Linked DNA regions of Homo sapiens: all the other regions are linked to region 6. The links are chromatin contacts, found by Hi-C or POLR2A ChIA-PET in ENCODE. All regions are on one chromosome and are shown on one strand. The core of a region is the stretch at or near the end of the contact, and the rest is flanking DNA. Distances in the headings are between cores, read along the strand shown. Region 1 holds the start of DCTN5 (dynactin subunit 5). Region 2 holds the start of GGA2 (golgi associated, gamma adaptin ear containing, ARF binding protein 2). Region 3 holds the start of PLK1 (polo like kinase 1). Region 4 holds the start of COG7 (component of oligomeric golgi complex 7). Region 5 overlaps EARS2 (glutamyl-tRNA synthetase 2, mitochondrial). Region 6 holds the start of TNRC6A (trinucleotide repeat containing adaptor 6A).

Region 1 (2,720 bases), core at 1-2,500, 1.1 Mb before region 6:
GGATTATCTTGTTTACTTATAAATGATCTTTCTCACCTCCACCAGAAGGTAAGCCAGGATAAGAATAACATCAGCACAAGCTGGAAACATCCTAAAAGTCTATCAGTAAAGTACAGTCTAAAGAAGCAAGGGCACTTCCAAGGCCAGGTGCAGTGGCGGGTTCGTGTAATCCCAGCTACTCGGGAGGCTGAGGCAGGAGAGTCGCTTGATCCCAGGAAGCGGAGGTTGCAGTGAGCCGAGATCGCGCCACTGCACCCCAGCATGGGTGGCAGAGTGAGACTCTGTCTCAAAAAAGAAGAAAAACAGAAAAGGAAGAAAAAAGAAACAAAACGAGGGCACTTCCAAACTACAACATACTGTCTAGAACTTAAAAAAGAAAGCAAGGTAGATAAACATGTCCTGACAGGAAAGCTAAACGGAACCTGCAGAACCATTCAGATCATACCATTTATGAACATTCCCTTCTCCAAAAAATATACATAGGATTCCTTTTTGGTGGTTAGGGATACGCCCCTCCTCCACCACCCACATTAACACACGAAAGGACCTGGAAGTACCAGACTTAAAAGATTTACTTGAGGCCGTCCGGGGGGAGAAGTAAAGATTGAGGGTGTGGGAGGGGGGAGGAGCAAGGGTGTCGATACAGCTTTATCTACAAACTGTTACACATTGTATTAATGCGCTGCTACTGTAATGAAATTTGTTCTTTAAACGCCACCACGTGAGCACCACGCTATTTCCACATTTTCATTTTCTGTGCCCCCTCAGCCCTAAGAGGAGGGGGTGGTCAGATGATACTGCTGCCCTCGGACTGCCGAGGACACAAAGCCAGGCCTAAAACCCTGGGAAAGCGGGGTCAGAGTCCTGCGTCCGCCCTTCCCGCACCCCCGGCACCTTTTCCTTCTCCTCACAGCTGAGGGGCTTCCCGGGAGGCTCGTCCATCGGGCAGGCGACAGAACGAAAAGAGCAGCCGTCGCCGACCCCAGGCCTGCCGACACCGGGACCCAGTTGGCCCTGGGCCGGGGAGGCGCCCCAGGAAGGAATGGGGAGCCCGGGATCGCACCCTCAGTGCGCGATCAGCTGACCCACGCGGGCCAAGCGCGCCCTAAACTCCGGCCAATTAAATCCACCATTCGGCCTGCGCACGCGCAGCCGTAGACGGCCGAGCAGTGGAGCGAGGCCGCCTAAAGGAGAGCCGCGCTGTCGATGAGTCCCAGTGGGCCACCTGGAGCGGAAGTGGAGGAGCGGCCGGAAGTAGCCGGAATCTCTGAAAGACTGACCGACTGACTCTGACAGGATCCGGGGCTGAGGGAAGGAGGCGGCGGCCATGGAGTTGGGCGAGCTGCTCTACAACAAGTCTGAGTACATCGAGACGGTGCGCGGGTCCAGATATGTATCCTCCTCTTTCCAACCCTGCGTCCCTTTGAGGCCTGGTCGGCGTTCCCAACCTGCCCCTACCCCACCAACCCCTGTCCCTTTGGCCATTAGTCCCGGATTATCTAGCGATGCCCCGTGTACCGTCTGGCTTTGCTGTTTACTCCGCGCTTGGCCAGTTGAGGCCTTTTGTATTTATTCCTGATTTTCTCATAGGGGTAAAGTGCCTTCGGGAGGATAGGACAAGTCCCATCCTGTTCATACGAATTACAGCTCGGACTTCGGGCCCTTTTACACTGCCTTTTGTATCTGTTAACTTGCGCTAAAAACGATTCGGTTCTTTTTTTTTGAGGAAGGGGGTTGGGGGGCGGAGACTCTGTCGCCCAGTCCTGAGGGCCGCGGCGCGATCTCTGCTCACTGCAACCTCCGCCTCCCGGGTTCAAGCGATTCTCCTGCCTCAGCGTCTCGAGTAGCTGGGATTACAGGCGCCCGCCACCACGCCCGGCTAATTTTTGTATTTTTTGGTAGAGACGGGGTTTCACCGTGTTGGCCAGGCAGGTCCCTAACTCTTGACCTCAGGTGATCGACCCGCCTCGGCCTCCCAAAGTGCTGGCATTACAGGCGTGAGCCACCGCACCCTGCCGATTTGGTTCTTTATGATCAGTACATGATATGTTTGTAAAATCTTGGAAACAGGGCAAGTGGTCAATTAACGTTACTATCGTTATTTTGGTTTTCTTTGCTTTCTCACAACTCTGATACTCATAGTCATTATCCTCGTTTTAAGGCCGTAAAGCCCACGCGTGGAAGTGGGATTTGAATCCGCGTCTGTCTGATGCCACCAAGCTATAGACATTCAAATTATGAGTTTATTCCTTGAGTCCCTAGTTTCCTTTGTGTTTTTATTTTTTGAGACAGGTTCTCACTCTGTTGCCCAGGCTGGAGTGCAGTGGCACAATCACAGCTCATTGCAGCCTCGGCCTTCCAGGCTCAAGCGATCCTCTAGCCTCAGCCTTCTGAGGAGCTGGGACTACAGACACGCGCCACCATGCCCGGCTAATTAAAAAATTTTTTTTTTGTTGAGAAGGGGTCTCACTATGTTGCCTAGGCTGGTCTTGAGCTCCTGTCCTCAAGGGATCCGTCTGCCTCAGCCTCTCAAAGTGCTGAGATTACAGGCATGAGCCACCATACTCAGCCATAGTTTCCTAATCCATCATTGCTTTTTTGATATCCTGGACTCACTCCATTGTGGACAGCACCCCACTTTATGTTTTTTTCTCTCAAATGGGAGCTTTCTTGATGGAAACCTGTAGTCCAGAAACCTATTAAGTTTGCTTTCCCCGGTT
Region 2 (2,700 bases), core at 93-2,592, 1.2 Mb before region 6:
AAAACTCCCAAACAGCAACCCCGCCCTCGGATAAAACATAAACTCCTTTCTGCAGCACACAAGGCTCTTGAAGATCTCGCCCCAATTAGCCGTGCAGCCCCTTTCCCGGATTCCTGAGCTTTAGGCTTGCACTCCAGCGGACTGACCTACTTGTTCCCGGAGTGCTCCACATTCTCTTGTCCCCAGCTTTTGCACACGCAGTTTCTTCTGCCTGGAATGCGGTCGGCTGTGACGACCCCCAGGTAAACCAACTCCTACCACCACAGGTGAAACGAACGCCCTCCTCCTCCTCGCCAATCCCGTTAGTAAGGTGATGTGACTGCCGGCTTGTACCCACTAAAAAATGTTTTGGTGAGCAAGGACCCTGTGTTATGCATCTCAGTGTTCCTGGCACCTAGCAGAGCTGGGTACAAGGGGAATATTCTTTATCCCCTTTGAACCTCAATCCCTCATTGGTAAAACGGAGATAATAATAACCCCTAAGATGACTGTGAAGCTTACAGGAGACATGCAGAAGAATTCTGGCCAAAGGGTTTGAGCCCAACCAGGGTAACATAATGAGACCCCGTCTCTTAAAGGAAAAAAAAAACACACATATATATATATACGCACACACACACACACGTGTGTGTGTGTTTAAAAAAAAAAGTCTGGCCAAAGTAAACACAAAAGGTAAAAAATTTCTTTTTGACGCGGTAGCCAGATAGAGATCTTTCTCAGCCCCAAACAGACTGCATGTCTTGCACGACTGCGTCTCCTTAAGCCTCAAGGTCCCCGCTTCCGTAGTGGGGTTAATAATAGAAGCCAGCTCGGGGTGGGAATGAGGATTAAGCAGGACTAAGCCGCTGTGAGCACAGTGCCTGGCGCAGGGGAAAGCGCAGGTCACGTAGCCATTGGGGTGGGGGTCGGGGTCCTGTGCTGCTGCTAAGTTGGGGGGTGGGCGGAGGGGGAGGGGCAGAGCTCAGAAGGGGGCCGCTGCCCCGGCGGATGCTTGGGGCTCCTCTCGGGGGACCCCTGGGCGATCTTCCCCACCGCGCCGGGCCCAGGCCCCCTACCCGGCCGCCGGCCTCCCCTGCGGCCGCCCGCCCCGAAGCAAGGCCCCGGGAGGCGGGAAGCGAGGCCTCACGTGCGGCGCAGCGGCTGCGCCGAAGGCCTGCCAGGCTACTCACTGAGCCACAGCTCCAGCGACGCTGCCGGGCCCGGGGGACCCTGGGCCGACTCGGTTCCCGCCACAGCCGCCGCCACCGCGGTCGCCGCCATCGCTCCAGCCCCGACGCTGCGGCCGCGGGCGCCACTGCCTCTTCAGCCGCTGTAGCGTCCTGGCGCTCTCCTCTGCTGACTGCGCGGCAGGAGCGGTGGACACGTGACGGGGCGGGGCCGCTGGCGCCACGCCCACCCCAGGCCCCCCCTCCACGCGGGACCGGCCGGAACATTTCTTAGTCCAGATCCCTCCACCCAGCGCTGGTCTTCTAAGACCACTCACCGTACGGTTGCCAGATAAAATACAAGACGCCCAGTTAAATTTGATTTTCAGAAGAACACGAATAATTCTTTTAGCATTTTTATTTTTTAAGAGACGGGGTCTTGCTCTGTCACTCAGGCTGGAGTCCAATGGCGCGATCACGGCTCACTGCAGCCTCCACCTCCTAGGCTCAAGCGATCCTCCCGCTTCAGTCTCCGGAGGAGCTGGGACTAGGGGAGGGCACCACCACGCCTGGCGTGTGTGTGTGTGTGTGTTAGAGACTGGGTTTCACCGTGTGTGTGTGTGTGTGTGTGTGTGTGTGTGTGTGTGTGTGTTAGAGACTGGGTTTCACCATGTTGCCCGGGTGGTCTCGAACTCCTGGTGTTAGAGACTGGGTTTCACCGTGTGTGTGTGTGTGTGTGTGTGTGTGTGTGTGTTAGAGACTGGGTTTCACCATGTTGCCCGGGTGGTCTCGAACTCCTGGGCTACAAGATCCTCTTACCTCGACTTCCCAAAGTGCTTGCATTTATTTTTTATTTTTCTTTTTTTCTTTTTTTGAGACGGAGTCTCACTCTGTCGCCTAGGCTGGAGTGCAGGGGTGCCATCTCGGCTCACTGCAACCTCCACTTCCTGGGTTCAAGCGATTCTCCTGCCTCAGCGTCCCGAGTAGCTGGGACTACAGGTGCATGCCACCACACCCAGCTATTTTTTTTTTTTTTGTATTTTTAGTAGAAACGAGGGTTCACTATGTTGGCCAGGCTGGTCTCGAACTCCTGACCTCGTGATCTGCCCGCTTCGCCCTCCCAAAGTGCTGGGATTACAGGGGTGAGCCACCACGCCCGGCCTATGTGCTTGCATTTTTATTCACAGAAGGGTTTTCCTGGAACACTTTTTTTTTTTTTCAGATGGAGTCTCGCTCTGTCGCCCAGGCTGGAGTGCAGTGGTGCTATCTCGGCTCATTGCAACCTCCACCTCCCTGGTTTCCTGGAACACTTCTAAACTAACATGTCCTGCATTCCTCAATACTCTGCTTTATTTTCTGCATCACACAGTACACCATCGATGTATTATTTACTTGCTTATTCTGTTAAAAGATAATTTTCCCAAAAAAGTATGTCATGATTATCATAATTATGAAATGAATACGTGTTAAATATTTTATTTAATTACATGAGGGAACCAAGCAGATGTTATAATCAATCCAAAAGTGAAGTCAAAGAAGGGCAAATTTATCTGGA
Region 3 (2,820 bases), core at 130-2,629, 1.1 Mb before region 6:
TTTTAGTAAGTACCCTTTTTTTTTTACCAAGCACTGCTCTGGGAGCTTGGGACATGGGGTAGAAAGGACGGCATCATTGTCCTCATTGTCCTTCAGCTTAGCTGCAAGGCAGGTGAAGGATGCTTATAGTATGGTTGATTTTTGCTGGGCTCTATGAAGGATCAGAGGGTGCTAAGGAGGCACAGAGAAAGAGCTTTTAACGTGGGTATTTTACTGTTCCAGGGTTGCCACTCAAGTACCTACAGAACAAACGGGTGTAGCTGTAAACTGTGGCAAACTGAAAGCATGTAGGCACAGAGTAAGTAGCTAGAGCTGATTTTTTTCAGGAAAGGCCACAAATCCCAACTTTTATGAGCTCCTCTTTTAAATGCTGTAAATGTTTTACAATGGCGGGGCGCGGTGGCTCACGCCTGTAATCCCAGCATTTGGGAGGCCGAGGGGCAGATCACTTGAGGTCAGGAGTTCAAGACCAGCCTGGCCAACATGGTGAAACCTCTTCTCTACTAAAATTACAAAAATTAGCCGGGCATGGTGGTGCATGCTTGTAATTCCAGCTGCTAGGGAGGCCGAGGCGGGAGGATTGCTTGAACCCGGGAAGCAGAGGTTGCAGTGAGCTGAGATCGTGCCACTGCACTCCAGCCTGGGCGACAGAGCAAGATTCCGTCACACACACAAAAAAAAGGCGTGGGGGGAGGCCAAACAAAACCCCGCAAGACACATTTGGCTATGACCTGCCAGTTTGCTAGGCATTCTTCCAACCTTCCCTCCCTCTGACCAAGAAACTGAGTGTCCACTATTTTAGGCCCTGGGAAATTCAGTAGCGAGGAGGCCAGACAGCTTCGTTGCATCATGGGGGGCTCTGGTACTGTGCTTCTCCAACTTCAGGATGTGTAGGAATCACCTGAGCAGTCTTGTTGAGAGGCGGACACTGACTCGGGAGGTCTGGGGTAGGGCCTGAACGTTTGCCTTTGCGGTTCTAACAAGCTCTCAGGTGATGGCGATGCTACTGTTCCCTGGCCCCGAGGTAGAGGAAGATTTAAGTAAAAGCTTCCTGGAGGAGGCGCAAGTGAACCGCAGGAGCTTTCCCGGACGCCCGAGAAAGGGAGAAACCCCGAAGGAATTCCTCCTCTCTCGGGGCTGGGTCTCCGCATCCACGCCGGGTTTGGTTTCCCAGGCTATCCCACGTGTTCGGGCGTCCGTGTCAATCAGGTTTTCCCCGGCTGGGTCCGGGTTTAAAGGCTGCTGCTGCGCAGGGCGCTCCCATGGTGCCGCGCGGCGGGCGGGTTTGGATTTTAAATCCCCGCGGCCAATCAGTGGCGCGCAGGCTTTTGTAACGTTCCCAGCGCCGCGTTTGAATTCGGGGAGGAGCGGAGCGGTGCGGAGGCTCTGCTCGGATCGAGGTCTGCAGCGCAGCTTCGGGAGCATGAGTGCTGCAGTGACTGCAGGGAAGCTGGCACGGGCACCGGCCGACCCTGGGAAAGCCGGGGTCCCCGGAGTTGCAGCTCCCGGAGCTCCGGCGGCGGCTCCACCGGCGAAAGAGATCCCGGAGGTCCTAGTGGACCCACGCAGCCGGCGGCGCTATGTGCGGGGCCGCTTTTTGGGCAAGGGCGGCTTTGCCAAGTGCTTCGAGATCTCGGACGCGGACACCAAGGAGGTGTTCGCGGGCAAGATTGTGCCTAAGTCTCTGCTGCTCAAGCCGCACCAGAGGGAGAAGATGTCCATGGAAATATCCATTCACCGCAGCCTCGCCCACCAGCACGTCGTAGGATTCCACGGCTTTTTCGAGGACAACGACTTCGTGTTCGTGGTGTTGGAGCTCTGCCGCCGGAGGGTGAGTGTCGCTGCTGGGGAACTGGAACTGCCTGCGGGGCAGTTGGAGCGCCCAGACCTGGAGCTGCTGGAAAGAGTACCCAGCAAGGGAGAGCCTGGGACTTGGAGCTGCTAGAGAAGGGTGCTGGGAGCCTCCCGCTTACGTATGGAAAGTGTCTTTGGTAAGGGCTTCTTGGCTCTGGGAGCTGCTAGAGGAGGGGGTTCCAGTGAAGTGGAGTCTGAGTCATGTTGCTGATAGGGAAGTCAGCTTCTGGACGCGAGGTGCTGGGGGGAGGGGTGCTGGTAATGGACGCTAGGGCCCTGGAGTACCCAGGGAGGAGTCCCAGGTTAGTGATGCCGCGCCCTGGGAGCTTCTGGGGTGGAGCTGGGTCAGTGGGGGGGTAGTTGGAGCCAGACTTCGGGCCTTCCGGGGGAGATACGAGTCAGGAAAGGGATCTGGTGCTGGGGACTCGGAGCTTCCGGAGTGGGGCTGAGAGAGGACCCCCAGGTAAGGGGGGAAGCTAGTAGGAGAAGGGGTGCTGCGAATGGTTGTGGACAGTGTTAAGGCAGGGTCCAGATGCCGCTGTGCTGGAGAAGGAATGGGGTGGGGGCATAGGGAAGGAGAGAAACCCACCAAGACCCCTCTTTCATCCCTTGGGAGTCCAGAGTCCAGTCCTGTGCTTCCTTTGCCTGGTAACCCTCTCCCTTCCCCACCGGCCTCAATCCACCTCCCCATCCCTCCTGCCCTCTCCTTCCCACCCACAGTCTCTCCTGGAGCTGCACAAGAGGAGGAAAGCCCTGACTGAGCCTGAGGCCCGATACTACCTACGGCAAATTGTGCTTGGCTGCCAGTACCTGCACCGAAACCGAGTTATTCATCGAGACCTCAAGCTGGGCAACCTTTTCCTGAATGAAGATCTGGAGGTGAAAATAGGTGAGTTGCTGAGCCTGCAGGGGTGCTTGACATCACTACAAGAGGCTGGAATTTGGAGGAGGCTGGGAGAAAGGAAG
Region 4 (2,700 bases), core at 104-2,603, 1.3 Mb before region 6:
TACCTATACTATAATACGTTTTTTCCAGATATATGGATCTGTTGGCTATTCTTTCATACTCTCAAAATTCACTTTTTTTTTCTTTTTACAGTTTATTGTTTGGTACAAAACAGGCTCTTTAACTCTTTGAATAAACACCTCACAGACTCGTGCTCCTAGATTACAAAAAGTCAAAGCCAATTTTCTTTGACACTGGGCTCTTGACTCTGAGATTCAAGTCACTATAACAGAAACTGGAGTTGTTTTATCTTATATTCTGGAAGGTGCCTCAACAAAGACATGTTAAGAACTGGTTAAAACTTCTAGCATTTAAAAAGATCCATCTTGTCTTCCAGTGCCTATGGATAATAATAAAAAGGGAATCCCAGAGATCTGCTATTGAATTATTTAGAGAAGAGCTACTGCAATAAGATCCACTCTTTTAAGTTCCAAAAGGAAACTTCAGGCCAGATGTGGTGGCTCACAGGTATAATCACAGTACTTTGGGAGGCCAAGACTGGAAAACCCATTATGCCCAGGAATTTGAATTTGAGACCAGCCTGGCAACACAGTGAGATCCCATCTCTACAATTTTTTTTTTAAACAGAATTTGTGGGGCGCGGTGGCTCGCGCCTGTAGTCCTAGCGACTCGAGAGGCGAGAGGATCGCTTGAGTGCAGGAGTTCGAGGCTGCAGTGAGCTATGATCGAGCCACTGTAGAGAGACCCTGTTTCAAAAGAAAAAACAAAGAGAAAGAAAGAAAAGAAAAAGGAAACTTATAGCCCAGCCAGAGGAGGAAAAACAACACCCAAAATTAGCAAGTGTTCAAGACAGCCCGGCACCCAGCTGAGACTCCCGCTGACGTGATCAGGAGTTCGGGGCTTGCTCTTTTGCCGAGGGTATTTGCTGTCCATGCGTGCCCCGCCCACCTGAGTGCCTCACGCAAGTTCGGTGACCTCTGCCCAGCCGAGAGCAGGGGAGGGTCCCGCGGCCAGGGCCCCGAGCGGCTCACCCTCCACGGCGTGGTTCACCTCTTGGATGAACAGCTGCAGCTTCATCACCAGGGTGGCTGCGTGGCCATCCGCCTTCCCGGACGCCGCCTCCTTGGAGCCGGCCCTGAAGGCCGCATTGATCCACTCCTTCACGTCGAAGTCGTCTGCCAGGAACTTGGAGAAGTCCATGGCGGAACTGCCTCAGGCCTGGCGTCCAGAACTTAAGAGTTGGCTCCGGGCGGCAACGGGGATGCAGAAGCGAGCGAGCCTGCGAGAGCACCGAGGCTAGCCTCCGAGGCGAACCCCAGAAACGCCAGGACGGGTAACTTGCCCCTTTGCGCTTCCCCGCTCAGCGCACTCAGTTTGCGGCTGGGAATGACCCTCGCCGCCCGCCGTTCTTCTTCCGGAAGTCGTTGGCCGTTACCATAGTGACTGCAGGCGTCCGGAGCGCTGAGCAGAGGTGGGTGTGGGAAAACGCCCCGGACTGAGAGCTCCCGGCACCGACAAATATCCCATGTCTGCTAACATTTGCCGAGGACTAAACTATATGCTTACTATAAAGCCCTGACATACATTAGCGCATTTACGCGGTGGCTCGCGCCTGTAATCCCAGCTCTTTAGGAAGCTGACGCGGGAGAATCGCTTGAGGCCAGGAGTTCTAGGACAGCCTGGGCAACAGTGGAGCGCAGTGGGCAGCAATGGAGTGCAATTGAACGATCTCTGCTCACTACAGCCTCAAATTCCTGGGCAATTGAACGATCTCAGCTCACTGCAGCCTCAAATTTCTGGGCTCCAGCGATCCTCCCACCTCAGCCTCCAGAGTAGCTGGGACTACAGGCGCGCGACAACACGCCCGGCTATTTCTTTCTTTTTCTTTCTTTCTTTATTTTTTTCTGAGACGGAGTCTTGCTCTGTCGCCCAGGTTGGAGCGAAGTGACGCGATCTCGGCTCACTGCAACCTCCGCCTCCCAGGTTCAAGCGAGTGTCTTGCCTCAGCCTCCCGAGTAGCTGGGATTACAGGCGCGTGCCACCACGCCCGGCTACTTTTTGTATTATTAGTAGAGATGGGGTTTCACCACGCTGGCCAGGCTGGCCTCAAACTCCCAACCTCAGGTGATCCGCCTGCCTCGGCCTCCCAAAGTGTTGGGATCACAGGCGTGAGTCACCGCGCCTGGCCTAACTAATTATTTTCTTAATGATGTGTTTTGAGGTGCAGACCTTTTAAAGTTTGTTAAGTTCCTTATCACCTTTTTTTATGGATCATGCTTTTGGTGTTGCGGCTGAGAAATCTGTGCATAACCCATAATCACAAACAATTTCTCAGCCTGGGCAACATAGGAAGACCCCGTCTCTGCAAAAAAATTAAAAATTAGCTGAGTGTGGTGGCGCACACCTGTAGTCTCAGCTACTCGAGAGGCTGGGGTGAGAGGATTGCCTGAGCCCAGGAGGTCGAGGCTGCAGTGAGCTGTGATCACGCCACTGCACTCCAGCCTGGGTGACAGAGCGAGACCCTGTCTCGAAAAGAAAAGAAGAAAAGGTAGGGGAAGGTATGAGGGTATTCTTTAGGTTCTAAGTTTTTATGTTGTTTCAAGAGTGGGACCAACCCAAGGGGGAGGACAAGATGTCATCCTTGGAAACCCTACAGGGGACAGTTTTCCAGGTTGGCCTGCCATTGGGGTATGAGTGGCTGGCTGCCATCTCCAGGCCTGATAGTCACTCGTTTTTCATTG
Region 5 (2,774 bases), core at 97-2,596, 1.2 Mb before region 6:
AGTGCTAATTGATGGTATTAGAGATTATTGGATGGATCTCAAAGGTTAAATAAAACCAGGAAGAAAAGGTATTTCTTTAAATCCACAGCAATGGGGCCAGCTGAAGAAACATTCATTCATTCATTCATTTACTGAGACAGGGGACAAGGTCTCACTCTCGTTGATCAGGCTGGAATGCAGTGGTGCAATCATGGCTCACTGCAGTCTTGACTTCCTGGGCTCATGTGATTCTCTCATCTCAGCCTCCCGAGCAGCTAGGACTACAGGTATGCACGACTATACCCAGCTAATTTTTTGTATTTTTAGTAGAGACAGGGTTTCTTTCTTTTCTTTTCTTTTTCTTTCTTTTTTTTTTTTTTTGAGTCAGGGTCTCACTCTGTCACCCAGGCTGGAGTACAGTAGAGTGATCACAGCTCACTGCAGCCTAGACATTCCCAAGGGTAAAGTGATTCTCCCACCTCAGCCTCCCAAGTAGCTGGGACTACAGGCGTGCACCACCATGCCTGGCTAATTTTTGTATTTTTTTTAGTAGAAATGGGGGCTCACCATGTTGCGAAGGCTGGGCTCTAGCAATCTGCCCACCTTGGCCTCCCAAAGTGCTGGGATTACAGGCATGAGCCACCGCACCTAGCTGGAACAGATATTCTAATCGATACATTGATGATGCAGTAAGAAAACTGTAAAGTCTGAGCCATACAAAACCTACACTATCCTAGTTGGGTTTTTTTGTTTTTTGTTTTGAGATGGAGTCTCGCTCTGTCACCCAGGCTGGAGTGCAGCGGCGTGATCTTGGCTCACTGTAGCCTCTGCCTCCCAGGCTCCCAAGTAGCTGGGATTACAGGTGCACGCCACCATGCCCAGCTAATTTCAGCAGAGATGGGGTTTCACCACGTTGGCCAAGCTGGTCTCGAATTCCTGACCTCAGGTGATCTGCCTACCTCAGCCTCCCAAAGTGCTGGGATTACAGGCGTGAGCCACCGTGCCTGGCTTCTAGTTGTATTAATCTGTCTTTTTACATTGGCTTCTGTTTTCTAAATGTTGTTCTCCAAGCTGTCATATGTTTGGATTACAGAACAACTTGTAAGATGAATACTTGTTTTAAATGTGCATTATTGAATATGTTCTGTCCAAGTGCGGTGGCTCACTCCTGTAATCCCAGCATTTCGGGAGGACAAGGCAGGAGAACTGCTTGAGCCCAGGAGTTCAAAACCAACCTGGGTAACGAGACCTTGTCTCTACTAGAAATTTAAGAAAAAAAAAGAATTAGCCGGGCATGGTGGGTACATGTGTGTAGTTCCACCCACTTGGGAGACTGAAGCAGGATTGCTTGAGCCCAGGAAGTCAAGGCTGTGGTGAGTCATGATTGCATCGCTCCAGCCTGGGTGACACAGCAAGACCCTGTCTGGAAAAAAAAGTCCTAAGGGAAGCTAACTGTCAGCTTTATTAAGAAGGATTGCTTTGTACCTACCACCTAATGTAAAATAAAACCAAGTAATACATTCTCAACAGTTATGGCCCCCCTCCTTTTTTTTTTTTTTTTTTTTTTGAGACAGGGTCTCATTCTGTCTCCCAGGCTGGAGTGCAGTGGCACAATCTCAGCTCACTGCAACCTCCATCTCCCTAGTTCAGCTGATTCTCCTGCCTCAGCCTCCTAAGTAGCTGAGATTATGGGCACACACCACCAAGCCCAGCTAATTTTTGTACTTTAATATAGATAGGGTTTCACCACGTTGCCCAGGCTGCAGTTGTGTCCTTTTTTTGCTCATAAGAGCTAGTACTGTTTAAGGCCCAAAGTAATAGTTTTTACAGATCTTTTAGTTTCAACTAAGCTTTTACAATAGAAAGGACTTGTATTGCATTGAGTTTATAAACTTTTGGTTTGTGAAATCCATACTTGATCTGTTCTTTTCCAACCAAATGTCTAGGCTTGACTTTTCCACCCCAATGACATTTCACTTTATTAAATATTAGCAGATATACTTTGATAACCAACACAGCTTGTATGAAAACTGAGCAAGTGTCCATCATGACCCATAGGGTTCTGGGTAGTTGTTACCTTACTGTTTAGTCCACAAAAAATAACGACTTAGATAAGCTGTCTGATTTGCTTTCGCTTATTAAACACGTTCACCATGAGATGATGTGTGTAACATCAGATACCGTTAAATTAGACTAGGATTTAATACAAATCCTGAAAGCTTAAAATAAATAAATAAATAAATGGCTGCAAGGATTCCACAACAGGGCATGACTATAATTTAACAAAAAAAAAAAATCTGTTGGCCAGGCATGGTGGCTCATGCCTATAATCCCAGCACTTTGGGAAGCTGAGGTGGGAAGATCGCTTGAGTTTCATACCAGCCTGGGCAAAATAGGGGAATTCCATCTCTACAAAAATTTAAAAACTAGCTGTGTGCCAGCCGGGCATGATGGCTCACACCTATAATCCCAGCACTTTGGGAGGCTGAGGTGGGTGGATCTCCTATGCTCAGGAGTTTGAGACCAGCCTAGGCAACACGGAGAAACCCCGTCTCTACCAAAAAATACAAAAAAAATTTGCCGGGCATGGCGGCACACACCTGTGGTTCCAGCTGTTTGGGAGGCTGAGATGAGAGGACTGCTTGAGCCCAGGAGGCAGAAGTTGCCTTGAGCCAATATCACACCACTGCACTCCAATCTGGGTGACAGAGTGAGACCCCATCTCAAAACAAAACAAAACATAACACTCTGTGTGTGGTGGTACATGGCTGTGGTCACAGCTACTTGAGAGGCTG
Region 6 (2,700 bases), core at 67-2,566:
TACTTGGGAGGCTAAGGCAGGAGAATTGCTTGAACTCGGGAGGCGGAGGTTGCGGTGAACGGAGATCGCGCCACTGCACTCCAGCCTGGGAGACAGAGCGAGACTCCGCCTAAAAAAAATGATAATATAATAAAAAAATAAAAAAAAAAGCCAGTTGAAGAACTTAGGTTAGAAAAAGGAGAATGGGATGATCCACAGAGTGGGGTTTCTGAGAAAGTAAAGGTTATAGATTTTAAGCACAGAGGAGGAATTATCTTTAAATTAGAAGAAAAAGCTTGATGAGAGGTTGGAAAGAACACACGCAAGTGAAAATATGTATCTTACTGTATCTACATGTATGTGTATTGTTGTATCTACCTGCAGATATGTATGTCTTATTGTATCTACATGTAGGTATGTATGTATACTTTTAATGTACACATATGCATCTGTGTCTACATATATACATATCTTAGTCTATCTACATGTATGTATCTTACTGTGTCTACACTAAGATGTTTCTTACTGTGTGAGCTACGTTGGAACCTGCTTTTTCATTTATTCTATTGCAACCATTTCCTCCATGCCGGGATTATTCCTCCACATCATTTTTACAGTGTCCTAATACATGCCAGTAGCTGTTTTTGAAGCCATCTAGTAGCGCTGGACATTTTGGCTGTTTGCAATTTTTCACCATCATCAATACCACAGCTTAGTATCTCGAAGGTGAAATATTTGCAGATACCCAGAATTATTTCCTGAGCAGAAAATCCGTGCAGGCGGAACTGCTGAGTCAAAGGTCGGTGGATAAAAATCGCTTTTAAGCCTCACAACCCGCCTCAGGTATGCATTCTTTACCTGAGGAGGAACAGAGAAGCAGAGAGGTTAAATAACTGGCCCAAGGTCAAAAATAATTAGAAGTGGCTGAATTCAAAAGCCGCGCGGGCTCATCAGGCTGCAGTTGGGGTAAAATTTGCGTTTTAGGCAATTTTTTTTTTTTTTTTTTTTGGCGTGTGTCAGTGGGGGAGGGGCCGGGCGGCGGGTAGGAAACTTGTGTCGCAGCAAAGAAGGAGGAGGAGGGGAGGGACTCCCCTCCTCGGTCAGACCGGAGCCGGCCGCACCGAAAAAGGTTGGACTCGGGACTCCGCAGGCCCCCCCAGCCACTCCGCGGGGCGCCTCGGAGGCTGTGACCTCCAGGGAGGTCCGGCTGGGTGCAGCGTGACACGCCGGGGCGGTTGCCAAGGACCTGCCCAATCTGCGGGTCCAGTTGCTAGGGCCTCCATCTTGGGGGCCAGTGGCCGTGGCGCCCCCGGAAGGGGTTGCCGAGTGGGGCATTCACTTCCGGTCTGGGGCCTGCGGCGGCGGCGGTGTCGGCGGCGGCGGCGGCGGCGGCGGCGGCGGCGGCAGCGGGTCGGTGTAGAAAATGGCGCTGGTGCAGCGGCTCGGGCCTCTCCCCGCGGCGCTGCGGAGGGCTTGAGGCTCGCGAGCCTCCTTCGCCGCGCCCCACTTGCTCGTGCACTTTACACACATGAGGTGAGCGGAACAAGGGCCTCCCTCCGGGCGGGAGGAGCCGCGGGCGCTGCCGCAGGGCCCGCAACCCGCGGCGGCGGCAGCAGAGGCGGCGGCGCCGGGCGTCCCCGAGACTTCGGGCCTCGGCGGGAGGGCGCAGGCTGCGTTGCTGCGGAGGCCGAGCGGGCGGCCCGGGGGAGCCTCGCTGCGCCGCGCCGCGGGGGCCAGGCCGGGGTTGCGCCTCGCCCGCGCCGCGGGACCGCAGTCCGGGCTGCAGCCCCGCAGCTTTGTGAGTCCCCCTCCCCCCGTCCTCTCCCCTCCCCCATCCGGCCCCGGCGCGAGCCTCTGCCGCAGCAGCTCCGTTTTCACGCGCATCTCGTTTTTGTGTGTGTGTTTTTGTTTTGTTTTTGTTTTTGTTTTTTTGTTTCAGAGAATTGGAAGCTAAAGCTACCAAAGACGTAGAAAGAAATCTTAGCAGGTAAGATGGGCGAGCTTTCCGTCTCCCGCCCCACGATAATCGTATATTTCTACTCCGATTCGCCTTTTCTGGGTTGAGAAGTTCCCCCGTGACATTTTCTTCCGCACCCGGAGAGCAGACATTCGGGAGAAGCGGCCTGGGGGAATACTGGAGGGATTGCGGGGAGATGCGTAATTACGCGTGTGTTTCTTTCTTTAAAAAAAAAAAAAAAAAGCGCAAAGCAATTCTTGTAAACTTAGTTAAAGCATTCTCACCCTTTTAGAATTTAATTAGGGGACTTGTGCATTAATTACTATTGTAAATGGTTGCAGGCATTGTGTGACTCATGATTGAGGCGGCCCTTATGGCGGGCTGTCAAACTGTTTTGGCTTCCCCGTTATTACTTTGTAGCTCAAATTGTTGCTTTTATAAAAAGATACTATGTGTTCGCATTCCCCCCCGCCCCCCCCCCCCCCCCATACATTGTAGTCAGGCGGATTCTGTTGCATTGGACACAGTTTTGTCCTTGAACTTTACCAAGCATAAGCTGCGTTTTGTTTTCCTTCGAAACTCCATTTCTGTCCATGTTCGGTGTGTGCTCTTTTTATCAGCTGGTAAAATAATTAAAAATCTTTTCTCCAGAAGAGGTTATCGTTCCTGTTGGGCCCTGCTGCTTTTGCATCACCGTGAAGGGAGAATTTTTTTTTTTTTTTAAACGATGTCTTTATGGAATGGAAATATTTAGCTTCATTGAG

What was found. Hi-C counts contacts between places; a loop is a spot of excess contacts on that map. ChIA-PET counts read pairs that join two places held with the same protein, here RNA polymerase II (POLR2A). Pooled maps may share reads with other maps.
Region 1: a pooled map shows a loop between it and region 6 (11-fold over the local background). The contact joins the promoter of DCTN5 here to the promoter of TNRC6A in region 6. A Hi-C loop is called at or near these places in 2 of 37 single-sample maps with no recorded cell type and 9 of 50 pooled maps. POLR2A ChIA-PET finds 5 or more read pairs at or near these places in 1 of 52 experiments (activated CD4-positive, alpha-beta T cell).
Region 2: a loop to region 6 is called in a pooled map, with 5 times the contacts of the local background. The contact joins the promoter of GGA2 here to the promoter of TNRC6A in region 6. A Hi-C loop is called at or near these places in 1 of 37 single-sample maps with no recorded cell type and 4 of 50 pooled maps. POLR2A ChIA-PET finds 5 or more read pairs at or near these places in 1 of 52 experiments (T-cell).
Region 3: a loop to region 6 is called in a pooled map, with 4 times the contacts of the local background. The contact joins the promoter of PLK1 here to the promoter of TNRC6A in region 6. A Hi-C loop is called at or near these places in 1 of 37 single-sample maps with no recorded cell type and 3 of 50 pooled maps. POLR2A ChIA-PET finds 5 or more read pairs at or near these places in 1 of 52 experiments (naive thymus-derived CD4-positive, alpha-beta T cell).
Region 4: a pooled map shows a loop between it and region 6 (6-fold over the local background). The contact joins the promoter of COG7 here to the promoter of TNRC6A in region 6. A Hi-C loop is called at or near these places in 5 of 50 pooled maps. POLR2A ChIA-PET finds 5 or more read pairs at or near these places in 2 of 52 experiments (activated T-cell and naive thymus-derived CD8-positive, alpha-beta T cell).
Region 5: POLR2A ChIA-PET joins it to region 6 with 12 read pairs in Panc1. The contact joins the enhancer-like site here to the promoter of TNRC6A in region 6. POLR2A ChIA-PET finds 5 or more read pairs at or near these places in 2 of 52 experiments (Panc1 and T-cell).

Annotation. Positions count from the first base shown.
Region 1 is chr16:23,640,216-23,642,935 of GRCh38, forward strand. DCTN5 (dynactin subunit 5) reads left to right here and starts at 1,251. Exons shown (of 6, transcript NM_032486.4): 1 at 1,251-1,375. The coding sequence starts at 1,328. It overlaps PALB2 (partner and localizer of BRCA2), which reads right to left and starts at 1,095. Exons shown (of 13, transcript NM_024675.4): 1 at 895-1,095. The coding sequence starts at 942. RefSeq lists a silencer at 162-396 and an enhancer at 1,524-2,313.
Region 2 is chr16:23,509,152-23,511,851 of GRCh38, forward strand. It overlaps GGA2 (golgi associated, gamma adaptin ear containing, ARF binding protein 2), which reads right to left and starts at 1,343. Exons shown (of 17, transcript NM_015044.4): 1 at 1,170-1,343. The coding sequence starts at 1,260. RefSeq lists silencers at 1,030-1,199, 1,270-1,499, 1,570-1,619.
Region 3 is chr16:23,677,510-23,680,329 of GRCh38, forward strand. It overlaps PLK1 (polo like kinase 1), which reads left to right and starts at 1,380. Exons shown (of 10, transcript NM_005030.6): 1 at 1,380-1,831; 2 at 2,575-2,743. The coding sequence starts at 1,424.
Region 4 is chr16:23,451,836-23,454,535 of GRCh38, forward strand. It overlaps COG7 (component of oligomeric golgi complex 7), which reads right to left and starts at 1,354. Exons shown (of 17, transcript NM_153603.4): 1 at 991-1,354. The coding sequence starts at 1,159. LOC124903667 (a long non-coding RNA gene) reads left to right here and starts at 908. Exons shown (of 2, transcript XR_007065030.1): 1 at 908-1,430. RefSeq lists enhancers at 1,014-1,343, 1,634-1,683.
Region 5 is chr16:23,537,450-23,540,223 of GRCh38, forward strand. The region is part of intron 3 of EARS2 (glutamyl-tRNA synthetase 2, mitochondrial); the gene reads right to left. It also overlaps the pseudogene SUB1P4. Among named protein-coding and RNA genes, the nearest start is that of EARS2, 19 kb to the right of the region's middle. RefSeq lists enhancers at 557-1,058, 1,059-1,558, 1,159-1,453. Within about 2 kb of position 1,347, at least 4 of the 41 ENCODE cell types and tissues checked have a DNase peak (open chromatin) inside an H3K27ac peak, as active enhancers do.
Region 6 is chr16:24,728,335-24,731,034 of GRCh38, forward strand. TNRC6A (trinucleotide repeat containing adaptor 6A) reads left to right here and starts at 1,317. Exons shown (of 25, transcript NM_014494.4): 1 at 1,317-1,512; 2 at 1,919-1,966. The coding sequence starts at 1,508. RefSeq lists a silencer at 1,346-1,655.